Linked DNA regions of Homo sapiens: region 1 is linked to region 2. The links are chromatin loops, found by intact Hi-C in ENCODE. Cell type or tissue: heart right ventricle. All regions are shown on one strand. Each heading gives the region's core, and the rest is flanking DNA. Links, peaks and the distances in the headings are about the cores only. Region 1 holds the start of LOC124907773 (a long non-coding RNA gene). Region 2 overlaps XPO1 (exportin 1).

Region 1 (8,371 bases), core at 263-8,262, 390 kb after region 2:
GCAGAATTGCTTGAACTTGGGAGGAGGAGGTTGCAGTGAGCTGACAGTGCTACTGCACTGCAGCCTGGGCAACAGAGCAAGATTCCGTCTCCAAAGAAAAAACAAACAAACAAACAAACAAAAAACACTTCAGTGGATCCCAACTACGGGAAGGAAAAAAAAAATGGCTGGCTCAATAATCAGGGGCCTCCTCATTCTATTAATAGTTTTTTTTTTTTTTTTTTGAGACGGAGTCTCGCCCTGTCGCCCAGGCTGGAGTGCAATGGTGTGATGTTGGCTCACTGCAACCTCTGCCTCCCCAGTTCAAGCGATTCTCCTCCCTCAGCCTCCCGTGTAGCTGGGATTACAGATATCCGCCACTTCGCCTGGCTAATTTTTTTTTTTGCATTTTTAGTAGAGACGGAATTTTGCCATGTTGGCCAGGCTAGTCTCAAACTCTTGCCCTCAGGTGATCTGCCCACCTCGGCCTCCCAAACAGCTGGGATTACAGGCGTGAGCCACCACGTCAGGCCTATTAATAATAGCTTTTATCTGATCTTTCCAACCTTAAAGCCCACTATACCACTAATATATAATCCCAGCTCTACACAGGTGAAGAACTGCTTGGTCCTTCTCACCTGTAAAACCACTGCTTACCCATCTGGAATTTCCTCATCCCCTACCAACCAAAAGTGCATCTTCATAAAGCCTTCCCTAAACAGATAGTTCCATCATTTGGCGTTCTGTACCATACAGACAATATAAAGTTGGACTGTCAGTTCTTTCCCATCATGTGTTTAATTTGTCTCCTCAACAAAACATTAATAAAAAGTGATATTATTACCATATGATTACCTTACACAACTACATTAGCTCATGCTAACTAGGGCAATGATTTTTTATACAGTCTTTAGTATATGCCAAGCATCTATCTAAGAGCTTGTTAACTAGAAATGCATTTAATTCTCACAACAGGCCTATGAGGGAACTATTAATCATCCCTGTTTTTACACCTGAGGAAACTGAGGAACAGACTAAGTAACTTGCTAAAAGCTAGTCAGTAAGTGGCAGATTTAATGAACAAATAATACTTCCCCCTAAGGTGTCACCATCTTCCTTCTCACTCAATGGCATAGATTAATTAACATGCAGCAGGCCTCATATTTAAATCCAAGATTATGCTTTTCATTACAGAGCTTTCCATTCAACAGATGACTACAAAGCTTTTAATATTTTAAATTAATCAATATTTTCTACATTAGAGATTAAATGATTACCTTTCGGACATTAATGCCTGCAGTTTTTTCTCCCTGGGCATGCCGGTTTCTTAGTTCTGTTACTGTAGAAATGGGATTCAGGCCGGCATTTTCAGCTAGTGTAGATGGAATGACCTCCATAGCATCTGCAAAAGCACGAACGCAGTAGGATTCCATACCACTCAGTGTTCGTGAATATTCAGTTAATCGTAGGGCCAACTCTATTTCTGGAGCACCACCTCCTGCAATAAGAGCCCTGAAATTCACAAATATATTTTTAGCTTATTTTATCCAAAAGAAAATTATTTTTAATAATTTGCTATTTATATCTTTAAAAAATAGAATATAATAGTTTTAATGTTCAAAATGTTACTTAATAATGTAACACTGACATTACCTCTTCTTCACTAAACAACGAATAACACATAGGGCATCATGAATGGAGCGCTCAGCTTCTTCAATCACCAGTTTGTTAGAACCACGAACAACAATTGTAACTGTTTTTCCAGGGCTGGCACAGCCTGTAATCTTCAGTAAACAAATTCCAAATTAAGTATTTGAAGGGTCAAAAAAACCCCACACCCAGGCCGGGCACGGCGGCTCACGCCTGTAAACCCAACACTTTGGGAGGATGAGGCGGGTGGCTAACGAGGTGAGGAGATCGAGACCATCCTGACTAACACAGTGAAACCCCGTCTCTACTAAAAATACAAAAAATTAGCAGGGCGTGGTGGCAGGCGCCTGTAGTCCCAGCTTCCCGGGAGGCTGAGGCAGGAGAATGGCATGAACCCGGGAGGCGGAGCTTGTAGTGAGCCAAGATCATGCCACTGCACTCCAACCTGGGCGACAGAGTGAGACTCCGTCTCAAAAAAAGAAAAAAAACAACCTAAAACCCCATACCCAAACCTAAGCAAATAAAAATTTAAGTGTAATACTGTTACCTTGAGCAGTTTGCCAGAACCATTTAAATTGACCTCCTCAGCTAACTCAGCAGAACCCAGCATGTCAGCAGTAAATTGGTCAATATGAGCAACTGGCTTGGTTCCAATTGTCTGGAAAAAACAGTCAAATCCACAAATTAAGACATTTATCTAATTATCAGACATTTTCCACAAATACAGATGTTAATGTTTTACCTTACAAATGAATTCAATGTCTTCTCTTTCAATATCCTTAATCACCATGATCTTCATTTTATTCAGAAAGTGTAATGCAAGATCACTAAGAGCATCTCTAAAATACAAAATCAGTGATTATGTCAATGCTAGATTAAAAAAATTTTGCTCTTCAAATGCCTTTAAGGTTTTAATTACTGTTTCTTAAATGGCCAATCATTATTTCTGAAGAAAAATGCTTTAGTTTACTAAGTTCGTAAGGTCAAAATTAAGATTTCCAATTCTATTGGAAATTTTAGTACAATTCCAGTATTAAAATGTACTCTGTCCCCAATGACACTATAAAACACACGAAATAACTAGGTCATTATTTTTTCCCCATTTATTTATTTATTTTTATTTTTTTGAGATGGAATTTCGCTCTTGTTGCCCAGGCTTGGAGTGCAATGGCACGATCTTGGCTCACTGCAACCTCAACCTCCTGGGTTCAAGCGATTCTCCTGCCTCAGCCTCCCAAGTGGCTGAGACTACACGCTCCCGCCACCACACCTGGCTAATTTTTGTATTTTTAGTAGAGACGGGGTTTCACCATGTTGGCCACGCTGGTCTCGAACTCCTGACTTCAGGTGATCCACCCGCCTTGGCTTCCTAAAGTGCTGGGATTACAGGCATGAGCCACTGCACCCGGCTCATTTATTTATTTTTAATAGAGACAGGGTCTCCCTATGTTGCCCAGGCCGGTCTTGAACTCAGGGCTCAAGTGATCCTCCCACCTCGGCCCCACAAAGTGCTGGGATTACAGGCATGAGCCACTGTGCCTGACCTCATTTTTCTTAACAAATGAGCACATCTTGGGAAGTGAAACCTTATTAATACTTCATGAATTTAGAAGTATTAATTCAGACTCCACAAATTTACACTTCCCCATGAACTGTGAATAACAACTCTGTGATACTAGAAAGGTAGATATTACTACTATCCCTATTATACGGATAAGCAAACTGAGTTTGGGGGGCAATTTACTCAAGGTCAGTAGCTATTATATGATTGGGATTAGAACCAAGTCTTCTGAGTCTTCAAAGACTATATAAAATGAACATCCACAGTACATTCTGGCACATTAATGGAGTAAATGGGAATGCGTCTATTAGGAAAAAATACTGGCCAGGCACGGTGGCTCACATCTGTAATCCCAGCACTTTGGGAGGCCAAGGGGGGGCAGACCACGAGGTCAGGAGTGCAAGACCAGCCTGACCAACATGATAAAACCTCATTTCTACAAAAATTAGCCAGGCGTGGTGGCACGTGACTGTAATCCCAACTATTTCAGGAGGCTGAGGAAGGAAAACTGCTTGAACCTGGGAGGCAGAGGTTGCAGTGAGCTGAGACTGCGCCATTGTACTCTAGCGTGGGTGACAGAGTGAGACTGTGTCTCCAAAAAAAAAAAAAGAAGGAAAAAAGTGATCTGTCAAACTTCAGAGAATTCTTTTCATCTATGGACTATGCAGAGCATTCCCCCAAAAAGTACCTCTAAATGACAAGGCAAGCAATTGCATAGACCTTTAAATAAATTCCACTTTTAACTAGGTAATTAATTCTGCAACATGGCTTTTAAAAGAACAAGGCTTGATGTTTAGGACCTTGGTCTAGGTAAGATTATATATCCTACATTTAAAAGGGAAGATAGGGCCGGGCGTGGTGGCTCATGCCTGTAACCCCAGCACTTTGGGAGGCCAAGGCTGGCGGATCACCTGAGGTTGGGAGTTCAGGACCAGCCTGACTAACAGAGAAACCCCGTCTCTACTAAAAACACAAAATTAGCTGGGTGTGGTGGCACATGCCTGTAATCCCAACTACTCGGGAGGCTGAGGCAGGAGACTTGCGTGAACCCAGGAGGCGGGGGTTGTGGTGAACCGAGATCGCACCATTGATTCCAGCCTGGGCAACAAGAGCGAAACTCCATTTCAAAAAAAAAAGGAAGATTACGCACTTTTTATCAAAACATAATAATGCTTTTCCAGCTTGTAACTGCAAGGAAAAATAATGATACTGCTAAAAAAAAAAATGCAGATTTCTGGTGGTTTACCCAACTCAAATGTTTCTATAAAAATTGCTCTTAGAGGCTGGGTGCGGTGGCTCATGCCTGTAATCCCAGCACTTTGGGAGGCTGAGGCGGGTGGATCATGAGGTCAGGAGATCGAGACCATCCTGGCTAACATGGTAAAACCCCATCTCTACTCAAAAAATACAAAAAATTAGCCAGGTGTGGTGGCACGTGCCTGCAGTCCCAGCTACTCGGGAGGCTGAGGCAGTAGAATCACTTGTTGAACCCAGGAGGCGGAGGTTGCAGTGAGCCGAGATTGCACCACTGCACTCCAGCCTGGATGACAGAGTGAGACTCTGTCTCAAAAAAAAAAAAAAAAAAATTAAAAAAAATTGCTATTAGAAGTGTGGTTTAGACTCTAAAAACTGCATGCTTTCTTGGCCCTGTTCCTTAAGGGCTCCACCCTGAAGCCAATAATCGAAGAAATAAGTTTTTTAAAAGGCCAAAACACAACATTCTGGCAGTTAGTTGGCTATTTTAAAAAACCTACTTTTTTTTGTAAAAGAAAATTACACCTTTATTGTTTTGAATTTACAAGTCATATATTTGTTTAAAATGCTTTTCCTAGACATCTTAACTGAACTTATACCATTTTTTCCCTTGGTCTGAGCAAATGATGGTACAATATTGAGGCCTAACATTTTACCTGTGCTTTTAAAATAAAAATTCTCCATTTCGTTTCACCTAAGAGTTGTCTGTTAAGAAATACGAACTTAGAGTAAGTGCTTAAATCATATATTTTATCAGAAAAAATAAACTGCTAGTGGAGATCCAAAATTATCATTAAGGGATGAACAAAATAAATAGCCCCACACCTTAGAATAGATTTCTGTATGAGAAGGACATTACATCCTGTTTTTTTAATTTGCTTCACTAAATTTAAAATATAGGCTCTCTCTTCTCGCAGCACTCGGTCCATCTGGGCATAGTCAGAAACCACTATTTGATTATCCATCTGTTCAGAAAAAGAACATCATAATTTGCATTGTAAGATATTTTAAGTTTAAAAGTAGAATTTTAAGCGAAAATACTATGTGTTGTATAAATTCAACCAAAACTATATCAAGTAATAAATTATATAGACATGCATAGAAAAGAGTCTGGATTAAGATACACATCCCAAACTTGAGTCTTTTATTTTCAACTAAGTACACTGGTATCTTACATTTTGCAAGTAAATTTTTTATAACCAAAAAATATAAAATGGTTACCCTAGTTGTTTTCAAAAGATAGGGTCCCTCTCTAATCTGTGTGAATTTGTAAATTAACAGCAACAGTGAAAAGATGGGGTCCCACTATGTTGCCCAGGCTGGAGTGGAGTGCAGGGACTATTCACAGGTCATGGAATAGCACCCTGCAACCTCAAACTCCTAGGTTCAAGCAATTTTTCTGCTTCAATTTCCCAAGGAGCTGGGACTACAGGCATCGTTGCAAATGGCTAGCTCTCAATTTCAATATCCCAACTGAGGATACAGACTTGTCACTTGTGGCACCAACAATTACTATTTTTGTCTCAATTCTAGTAAGTCTTTTGAGATCTGCTTTAAATCACTAGTAGTATTTTCTATTTTTAATAAAGAAATGCCTGAGTTATTAAAAAGTTAAACACAGAGAACCAATTTCATTTGGATTCTACTTACGTCTGTTTTGGGAGCAGATAAGCAAAACTGAATAAGCCCAATCTTGGCCTTTTCAACTCTGGTTATGCCAGAATTTGACACTTTTTGGGTGAGAACCAGCCCTTCCACCAACTCACAGTCATCAATTGTCCCACTAAGGATAAAAGAAAACAAAGAGGGGTAGTTAAGAGGGAGTGGACATCTGTACGTTTAATAGATGAACAGATTAAAAGTCATCAGTCCAATAAAATATGATTCAGCCTCACATTTATTATTGCCCCACTCCTGGATCTCTTTGATCCACTGCTGCCTTACTATCATAAGGTAACATAAACAAAATCTCCAGATGCCCATACTAATACAAATTCTCACGAAAACAAAACCAAAAAGAGAAAAGAGAGCTTTGTGACTTTCATCTAGGTGTTTTTATTTATTTTTGGCAATCTGATGCTCATTTTCAAATTTTTATTCAAGTTGTAATTAGAGATGCTTACCCAAGCTTCTTAACTATTTTAATATCTCTAAGATCTACACTGGTGGCTGTGGCTGGGTCAATCACTTTCATCACTGCATTTACACTCATTGGAGAAAGCAGACTTGAATACTGAGAAACCACCTAGAATTATTAAAAAAAAAAAAAAGTTACCTTCACAGTAGAAAAAAGTCCTAATTTTTCAATGACAAAGATACTTAAGAAAGACTCTTATAATTTTTGCAGTGGGGTGTGGGTATGAAGAGGGAAACACTCATGAGAAGACAGTCCATAAAGTGTCTTTTCCATTCAGGTTGTCACCAGGGGCACAAAATAAAAACATGTATGCTTGCTTTTTTCTTTTATTAATATAATAGCCGGGACTGTAGAATATCAAAGTTTTACAGGAAATCCAAAAAGCATAAATTTAATTTTACGTGAGTATTTTCTATCTAAAATGAATGTGTGATGAGGCATCAATGTTATGTATGTACATTCCTGATGAGGGGTTGATAAAAATTGCTAACATTTATCAATCACTTAACATATGCCAGGCAGTGGTCTTAGAACTTTACATATTAACTCATTCAATCTTCAGATGGAGAAACTGAAGCCAAGAGGTTAAGTCATTTGGCCAAACAGCGTAGTTAAGTGGTGAAGTCAGTACTGAACAAACACAAGCAGTCTAGACTCAATGCCTAGTGCTTGTAACCATTACGCTATACTATCTGTATTAGTTCTAAGGACATCCAACAGTATCACTTAGTGTCCCTAACACTACCTAACATTCAAACAAAATGAATGTATGGACTTAATACTGATTTTTAAAAGGAAAAAGGATTAGGGGAAGGAAGGGATAAACACAGGATATTACAGAAAACAAGTGACATGAGTTCCAAAGAAATTTAAAAGCACAACACCGCTTTAAGTTTGGTAAATAAGAAAAGCAGCATAAGTATTAGTTAAGGGATGGACCACGATGGGCAGCCTGTCCTGGGTTCAAATCTCAGCTGTTTCTGTTAGCGGTCCTTGGATAAGTTACTCCTCTAGATCTACTCTTTTCATCTATAAAATGGGGATATGACTATCTGAGGGCCTTGAAGAGGACAATAAATGTAAAAAACTTATCACAATGCCCACCATATTAAATATTCAATAAAAATTAGCTATACTGCCAGTAATCTATGGCAGTCTTTCTGATTTGGTGGAGGAAAAGGTTTCTTATAGGCAAATTAAAATATCTAGCTTTATCAAAACACTGTTACAATGCATTAAACAGAAAAGTGGAAATGGATATAGTATATATTAAATATCCTAACTCCTTTGTTAGCCTTATGGCTCATTTCCTCTCTTAATCTTAAACCAATTCAATTATACAGATTATAACAGTTACCTAGCCACTCTTGAGATTTAGTATTTATGTACCGTATAGCATCAAGAATCATAGAGTAACACACTTTTAACTAATTTGACAAGTATCCGTTAGTGTTTGTCTCACCTTTGAGTTCAGTGAAGTGGTTGCACTATTTAACAAAGTTTCTCTGTCACTCAGTTCCACAGGTCGAGACATGTCAGTCAAGATTTCAATGCCCTTTTCCAGGGCCTTCTGGAATGACTCAGAAATGATGGTTGGATGAATCCCTGTAATTTGTGAAAGTCTAGTTATTTAATTGTAACAGGTAAACTACACATTTGACATGGCTTAAAAATTTTCTACTCAATGTCAAAGCAAGCACAAATTTAACTATTCTTAATTACAAACTTATGCTTCAGTTGTAATATAGTGGCTTGAATAACCTGCTAACTATGGCTAATAATTTACTTCC
Region 2 (8,371 bases), core at 186-8,185:
ATGACGTGATCTCGGCTCACCGCAACCTTTGCCTCGTGGGTTCAAGCAATTCTCTTGCCTCAGCCTCTCAAGTAGCTGCGAATACAGCTGTGCGCCACCACGCCTGGCTAATTTTTGTATTATTAGTAGAGACGGGGGTTTCACCATGTTGGCCGTGCTAGTCTCAAACTCCCGACATCAGGTGACCCACCCACCTTGGCCTCCCAAAGTGCTGGGATTACAGGCATGAGCAACTGCGCCCAGCCTAGGTAACTTTCATTAGTTTTTTAAAAATTGGCTAATATTTTTACAGTAAAAAAAAAAAACCTTTGTATTTTGGAGAAAATATTTAAGAGCTAAGAGACTAATTCTTATTCAACAATCATGGATAAACTATTCATCAACTACTTAGGGTTTCACAGTACTTCCAAATTTCTTTAAAGCAAGATGTTCAAAGAAAAACCCTTCCCAAAAGTATGAATAAAGCACTGTATAACAGCAGAAGAAAGACATTCTATCTAGTAACTTTCACAAGTTCCCTCAACTAACAAAATTGGTATAAAATTATAAAAAGAACTACCAACGTTTTTCTTACCCAATATTCCATTATACATTTAAGACTACCTAAAATGAATTACATTAGTAATAAGTTTATCCGAATAACATCTCAAACATATCTATCCTTATTGGACTTTAGTTTTTCACTGTATTACCAGTCTCAGGTTTTTTGATTACAGAGATTGTGTAAACGTATTATCTTGAAACCCCATTTATTTGGCATGACAAATCAAGTGATAAAAATTCTACAATGTAACATAAAAGTGGTCACATCTACCCCTAATATTTCTGCAAGAGCAAATAAATACATACCTTTATTTGAACTAGGAAATCTCTTAAATGTTCCTTGAAAGCAGGAATATCTTGATTTAAGCTGAAAAGCCCTGTCACAAAGAGCTTTACTTGAGCACTGCAAATCAAAACACAATGATTAAATAATGATTTATTTTTCCCCCGAGACAGAGTATTGCTCTGTCACCAGGCTGGAGTACAGTGGCATGATCTCTGCTCACTGTAATCTCTGCCTCCCGGGTTCAAGACATTCTCCTGCCTCAGCGTCCCAATAATGTTTTTTTTTTTTAATCAAGAATTTTTTTTTAATTTTTGAGACAAAGTTTTGCTCGTTTACCAGGTTGGAGTACAATCGCACAATCGCGGCTCACCGCAACCTCTGAAGCTATTCTCCTGCCTCAGCCTCCCAAGTAGCTGGGATTACAGGCATGCACCACCATGCCCGGCTAATTTGTATTTTTAGTAGAGACAGGGTTTCTCCATGTTGGTCAGGCAAATCTCAAACTCCTGACCTCAGGTAATCTGCCCGCCTAGGCCTCCCAAAGTGCTTGGATTACAGGCGTTTGCCACCGTGCCCAGCCTTTTTATTTTTTGAGACAGTCTTGCTCTGTCACCCACACTGGAGTGCAGTGGCACAATCTCGGCTCACTGCAACCTCTGCCTCCTGGGTTCAAGCAGTTCTCCCCCTCAGCCTCCCAAGTAGCTGGGATTTCAGGCACCCACCACCATGCCCAACTAATTTTTTGTATTTTTAGTAGAAACGGGGTTTCACCATCTTGGCCAGGCTGGTCTTGAACTCCTGACCTTGTGATTCACCCACCTCAGCCTCCCAAAGTGTTGGGATTACAGTCATGAGCCACCGTGCGTGGCCTTTTTTTTTTTTTTTTTTTTTTTGCTTTTTTAAAGAGGCAGGGTCTCACTCTATCACCCAGGCTGGTGTACAGTGGTGCGATCATAGCTCACTGCAGTCTTAAACTCCAGGATGCAAACAACCCTCTCGCCTCAGCCTCTCCAACAGCTGGTCCTACAGATGCATACCACTTCTGACTACTTTTTTTTTTGTAGAGACGGGATCTTGTTTTGTTGTCTAGGTTGGTCTCCAACTTTTGGGCCCAAGCAATCCTCCCACCTTAGGCTTCCCAAAGTGCTGGGATTACAGGTGTGAGCCACTGTGCCCGACCAGGAACATTCTACGTTTATTAAAAGGTATATTTACTCTTGTAGGTGAGGGAAGGCCGACTTAAGGAGATTAGCCACATATTCCTGAAGAAAGATTTGGTTGTTAACTGGATTTCCAGGATTTAATGATGTACTTATTTTTCCTTCTTCAACCAAATTAAACATATATGCAAGAATTGATGCATGCATTGTTAAACCTGTTGATAAGAAGAAAATTATTAACTCCAAAATGTAATATAACTATAGATCTTAGCGTTTTTTTTTGTTTTGTTTTTTTTTTTTAGACGGAGTCTCGCTCTGTCACCCAAGCTGGAATGCCGTGGCGCAATCTTAGTTCACTGCAACCTCTGCCTCCTCGGTCCAAGCCATTCTCCTGCCTCAGCCTCCCGAATAGGTGGGATTGCAATCACATGCCACCATGCCCAGTATTTTTATTGTATCTTTTATTTTTTTATGGTATTTTTAGTACAGACAGTTTCACCATGGTGGCCAGGCTGTTCTCGAACTCCTGACCTCATAATCTCCCCGCCTCGACCTCCCAAAGTGCTGGGATTATAGGCGTGAGGCCCTGTGCCCAGCTGGCACTTAACATTTAAATCGTATTAAATTCTTACCAGCAGTATGTGAAGTGTCTGTCACAACAGAAAAGATATGCTGGAGAATATCACAAAAATAAGTTTGATAAAAACTCTGAGCTGCAGCTTCTTCTTGTGCAACATTTTGTAAGAGTGTAAAAAGTATCTGTAAGCCTAAAAGACATAGAATACCAATGGAAAGTTACTACAGACTGACAGCACTCATGATAGTATTTAGCTCTTATCAAAGTATTCTGAATCTAACCCTGTTCTCCCTTTTTTTTGGGATGATGACTAATAATTACTTGCATAAGGTTTCTTAAATTAATAATGGAATACAACTATATCCAATGCTGGCTTACTTATAAATTATAATAAGTTGTGTGAGAGCTAAACTGTGAAGATGTAAAGGCATAAAGATCATATAATGGACTTTGGGGACTTGTGGGGAAGGGCAGGAGTGGGTGAGGGATAAGACTACACATAAGGTGGAGTTCATACACATGAGGGATAAGACTACACATAAAGTAGAGTTCATACTGCTCACATGACAGGTGCACCAAAATCTCAGAAATCACCACTGAAGAACTTATTCATGTAACCAAAAACCACCTGTTCCCCAAAAACTATTGAAATAAAAAAAGAACCTCATGAATATTTTTTAAAAGCCTATGGGAAAAAAATTACAATCTAAGTTATGACTATTACCACCCTTTCACCATTTCTGAAAGCTCAGCTGATTCTATATGAACTTCTACAACATCACTACCCAGTAGAACTTTGTATTACGCAAACCAATTATTACTAGGCCGCTCTCCCCATAACTCAATTCTGCCTATGGACTCACTTGGAGTGGAGTGGAACAGTTGATTAAACTGCTTATAGGATTTTCTCAGATGTTCATATATGTAATTCACACACTCAAAACTCTGAACAAGTAATACCTTCCTATGTACAATTAACTATATTTGTATTTTTGGATTGGCAGGCAAATGAATAAAAGAACATCTTTTATTTACCCGTATCTGCGACATTCCTCATAGTATGTTTGAAAGCCCAAATGATGGAATCCAAAACAAGTTTAAACTGTGTAGGTGGAATAGCAAGGAATGCTGGGAAACAATGAGAATTGACAGCCTGAAGTAGTAAGAAAAAGTTCGTTCTATGTTCAGGATATTCTTCAAAGTCCTAAAAATAAGTGGTGGAAACAAAATAATGTTTCAGTGTCTTTGTTGTGCTAGACAGGAGGGGAAAAGCAAGGCTTAATCCAGTATAAATATTTGGAGTTTTCAATAAACCACAGAAGATAGAATGCCTCCTGAAAGGTAAACCCAAGTAAAATACAATCCACCTCTCACGGAAAATGAAACTGTCCCGTTACGCACATGAGTTATCAAATTGAAGGAGAAAGACAACCTTTTTAATAGAGAACTCATCTAAACCATTATTACCATAAGACTACTACTATCACTTTTGTTTTTAATTTGAAATCACCACTACAGATTACAAAAAAATTTAAGTTACCGTGTAAATGTGTCCACTTAACGTATCTTTTATCTCTTTTTTCTTTTTAAACAGTCTCACTCTGTCACCCAGGCTGTAGTGCAGTGGCGCAATCTCAGCTGACTGCAACCTCCGCCTCCTGGGTTCAAGAGATTCTCCTGCCTCAGCCTCCCGAGTAGCTGGGACTACAGGCATGCGGCACCATGCCCAGCTAATTTTTTTTCTTTAGACAGAGTCTTGCTCTGTCACCCAGGCTGGAGTGCGTGGCGCGATCTTGGCTCACTGCAAGCTCCGCCTCCCGGGTTCATGCCATTCTCCTGCCTCAGCCTCTCCGAGTAGCTGGGACTACAGGCGCCCACCACCACACCCGGATAATTTTTTGTATTTTTAGTAGAGACAGGGTTTCACCATGGTCTCCATCTCCTGACCTCGTGATCTGCCCACCTCGGCCTCCCAAAGTGCTGGGATTACAAGCGTGAGCCACGGCACCCAGCCTAATCTTTGAGTAGAGATGGGGTTTCACCATGTTGGTCAGGCTGGTCTTGAAATCCTGACCTCAGGTGATCCACCGGCCTCGGCCTCTCAAAGTGTTGGGATTACAGGTGTTGAGCCACCACGCCTGGCCATTTTTGTATTTTTAATAGAGATGGGGTTTTGCCACGTTAGGCAGGCTGGTCTTGAACTCCCGACCTCAGGTCATCCGCCCGCCTTGGCCTTCTGAAGTGCTGGGATTACAGGTGTAAGCCACCATGGCCAGCCTATTTTCTCTTGTTAACACATTTTTCAGTTTCTTATAAGCATATACTACACTTTTATAATTGAAACATGCAGACTTACTTTCTCATTTATTCAAACCAATTAATACAACTACGTTCATAAAAGGATGCCCCGACCTATGAGGTTTCAATAAATGCTACATACCATGTGAATGCTAAAATCTGTTTTCCATATTTACTTTTTACCAATCAAGATTCTGTGTAGTAAATTCTTCTTCTTGGAGTGCAGTGGCGCAATCTCAGCTCACTGCCATCTTGAACTCCCAGGCTCAAGTGACCCCCCCCCCCACTTCAGCCTTTCGAGTAGTTGGGACTACCGGCACATGCCACCATGACTGGTTACTTTTTGAACTTTTTGTAGAGATGAAGTCTCACTATATTGCCCAGGTTGGTTTCAAACTCCTGGGAAGTAAGTTCTTGAAAACCAAGAAAGTATTTCCCTAATATACAAGTTTAAATATTTAAACTCCATGGCATTAAAATTATGTTATATCCACAGACATACTTTAGCTTTCAAGAATTAAGGCTATCCTGCAGAATTTCCCCCTTACATAACTGAAATATTACACACCTTATTTATCATATTCAATGTGCATTCAAAAACAGCATCAAATATTTGAGGTATTTCAGCTGTTATATGTCCCCCTAACTTGTTGACAATTATGGCCATAGTACTAAGCACTTCTGGTTCTCTAGCAGCTGGGACATTTCTCTGATAATCAATGAGAACTGCATCCAACAGAGGGGGAACAAAATTTTCAGCGACCTGTTGGGGAGGGAAAAAAAAGTTATGTTTTAATTTAGGTACATGGTGACTATTTTAAACAACAAGGTTATTCCTGTCTATGAGATGTAGCATGATCATCTACTGAAAACAGGAAAATCTTGTGTTTGTATTAGGGTTTCCTACGTCAAAACAGTTTTTAGCAAAAGAAAGCAGGAAATCACAATGGGTTGGGAAGTCTCATGGACACACTGTCATTCAAGACTTTTTTTTTTTGAGACAGTCTCACTGTCACTCAGACCAGAGTGCAGTGGCAAATCTCTGCTCACTGCAACCTCCACCTCCCAGGTTCAAGCAATTCTTGTGCCTCAGTCTCCTGAGTAGCTGGGACTATAGGTATAGCACCATGCCCAGCTACAAAACTCTCACAATAAGAAAAGTGAGGCTCAAAATTCAGTGGGTGTCTCCAACTTAGGTGGCAGAATCAGGATTCTACGTATACTGTATATGTAAGATGGCAGCAAGCGAGCCCTCAATACTGTCTTTTTATTTTTGAGACGGAGTCTTGCTCTGTCGCCCAGGCTGGAGTGCAGTGGTGCCATCTTGGCTCACTGCAAGCTCCGCCTCCAGGTTCACGCCATTCTCCTGCCTCAGCCTATCGAGTAGCTGGGAGTACAGGCACCTGCCACCACGCCCAGCTAATTTTTTATATTTTTAGTAGAGACGGGGTGTTTCACCGTGTTAGCCAGGATGGTCTTGATTTCCTGACCTCGTGATCCACCCAACTCAGACTAATGTTTTAATCTAATGAATGCTAACTGGTGAGTATTTTCACAAGCAGAAATAACATCAATCAATTACTCTCAGAAAATAAGAAAGACTATGGATTTCTATTATTTTTTTGAAACTGAATCTTGCCATGTTGCCTAAACTGGACTTGAGCTGGGGTGATTCGCCTGCCTTACCCTCCCTGGTGGTTGGGATTACAGGTGCATGCTACAATGCCCAGTAAGATTTTCATGATTCTAAGTAAACTGAGTTATACTTAAAGAGTAACTTCTTGTTCTTTTTTTTTTTTTGAGACGAAGTTTCCCACTTGTGGCCCAGACTGGGGTGCAATGGCGCAATCTTGGCTCACTGTCACCTCCACCTCTGGGGTTCAAGTGATTCTCCTGCCTCAGCCTCCTGACTTCAAGTGATCCACCCGCCTCGGCCTCCCAAAGTGCTGGGATTACAGGCATGAGCCACCGTGAAAAGCCAAGACAAGGAAAATAAACACAATGTTTCATGTGAACAAATATCCCAAACTTTAACATTAATGTTACAAAAGATGATACCCTTTGTATTATTCCCACTGTGCTCCCGACACGTGCTCAAGCTTCTTGTAAATTACAAACATCACAATTCCTTCAATACATCTTACTTTCTGCTTTCAAATTTTAAATACAGTTCTGTTCACATAATACGCATGTTCAGAACCTTTCGATATTTAGGTTAGCCAACTTAAGTATTCCACAAGAATTATATTCAGAACAAGTTTACTGAAAAGTATTTCCTTAACAAGAAACAATACTGAAATTTCAAAACTATGAAAATAACTAGCACACTTGTAAAAAAAAAAACCAAAAAACAAAAAACCAACACTATTCCAAGTAATAGTAGTATTAGAATTTTTTGGACTCTCCCAAGGCTCAATTGAATAACAAGAATGAAACGATACAGTTAAAACCTAAAACTAATTCACAATTTTACAAGTTGAGGCATACGCAGCTGGTTTTTATTACTGAAAATGATTTCCTTTTCTGCAAATCATTTAGGAAAAAGGGTGTAAAAAAGACTTTCAGGCCTTTAATCTGGGAAGCAATCACTTTGCTAAAGAGGTAAAGTAATGACAACTTTGTAGCTCTAGCAATTGTTCTAAAAATCAAGAGGAATGCAAAAACTGCACCGGTACTCCATTAATTAAATCCTCCTAACCTATCTATGGAAACATAAAATGACCCAATTTTCTTAGCTATCTTGTTACATATCACCACCCTTCGCTACTGATTAACAGCAGTTTCTTTTGAAGATGGAATACAGCTATTAGTATATTAACGTAAGGACTACAATAAATAAAATGCCATAAAATAACCACAAAGTTGATATGCTTTAAATTAGCAAAATGCACATAATAGAGTATAGCATATTCCATAAAACACAGCATCAACACTAGAAATCAAAAGCAAAGCATCTCTCACTTACCATCTGTGGATCATTGGATCGGCTCACCCAACCAGATATTAACTTTAAAGTTTCCCTTTTTACAGTTCGCATACTTCTAATCAATGGTTGCTTTGTAACCATTTCACCTACAAAACAGAATCAAATGGAATCTAATTTTACCACTAAACTTATACAGTGGTACTCAGGTGTACATTAGATGCAATTCCATTTTACCATTAAAAAGTTTAAAGCCAAAAGTTCACAAAATTTATTGGGAAAATAAGCTTTAAGACTAATTTTAAAAGGGAAAGGTACACTTAACTGTTTTAAATATGTCTAGGGTCATTTGGGAAATGGGAGGTCTGATTTAAATCTGTAAAAAACATCAAATGTTTGACTTAAGGCAGTAGAAGAGAAGTGGTTTGTTTATACTGCATTGTGTAAGAAATCAGAATCACCTACCATTAGCTTGGATAGCTGCAGAAATATTTTCACTGAGGCACTTGTATACATTAAGCATATCTAAATAAATTCTTCCAAGCTGAATTACAAAGGGGTGTCCAACAGCTTTGCAGGCTCTC

What was found. Hi-C counts contacts between places; a loop is a spot of excess contacts. Peaks named below come from ENCODE experiments on the same cell type or tissue, not always from the same donor. Only the 100,000 strongest peaks of a DNase experiment are listed, where the experiment ranks them.
Region 1: a loop joins it to region 2, with 3 times the contacts of the local background. A loop is called at or near these places in 17 of 110 quality-filtered maps.

What each region holds. Positions count from the first base shown.
Region 1 is chr2:61,870,826-61,879,196 of GRCh38, forward strand. It overlaps CCT4 (chaperonin containing TCP1 subunit 4), which reads right to left. Exons shown (of 14, transcript NM_006430.4): 5 at 8,044-8,186; 6 at 6,568-6,689; 7 at 6,095-6,227; 8 at 5,270-5,409; 9 at 2,372-2,468; 10 at 2,177-2,287; 11 at 1,633-1,763; 12 at 1,257-1,491. It overlaps LOC124907773 (a long non-coding RNA gene), which reads left to right and starts at 8,142. Exons shown (of 2, transcript XR_007086334.1): 1 at 8,142-8,224. In heart right ventricle, for the core only: no CTCF peak of the experiment used is centred there; no DNase peak of the experiment used is centred there.
Region 2 is chr2:61,480,336-61,488,706 of GRCh38, forward strand. XPO1 (exportin 1) reads right to left here. Exons shown (of 25, transcript NM_003400.4): 18 at 8,253-8,371; 19 at 7,830-7,936; 20 at 5,433-5,627; 21 at 3,602-3,770; 22 at 2,622-2,756; 23 at 2,045-2,204; 24 at 850-946. USP34-DT (USP34 divergent transcript) reads left to right here. Exons shown (of 3, transcript NR_185882.1): 2 at 1-248; 3 at 2,292-3,606. Among named protein-coding and RNA genes, the nearest start is that of USP34-DT, 13 kb to the left of the region's middle. In heart right ventricle, for the core only: no CTCF peak of the experiment used is centred there; no DNase peak of the experiment used is centred there.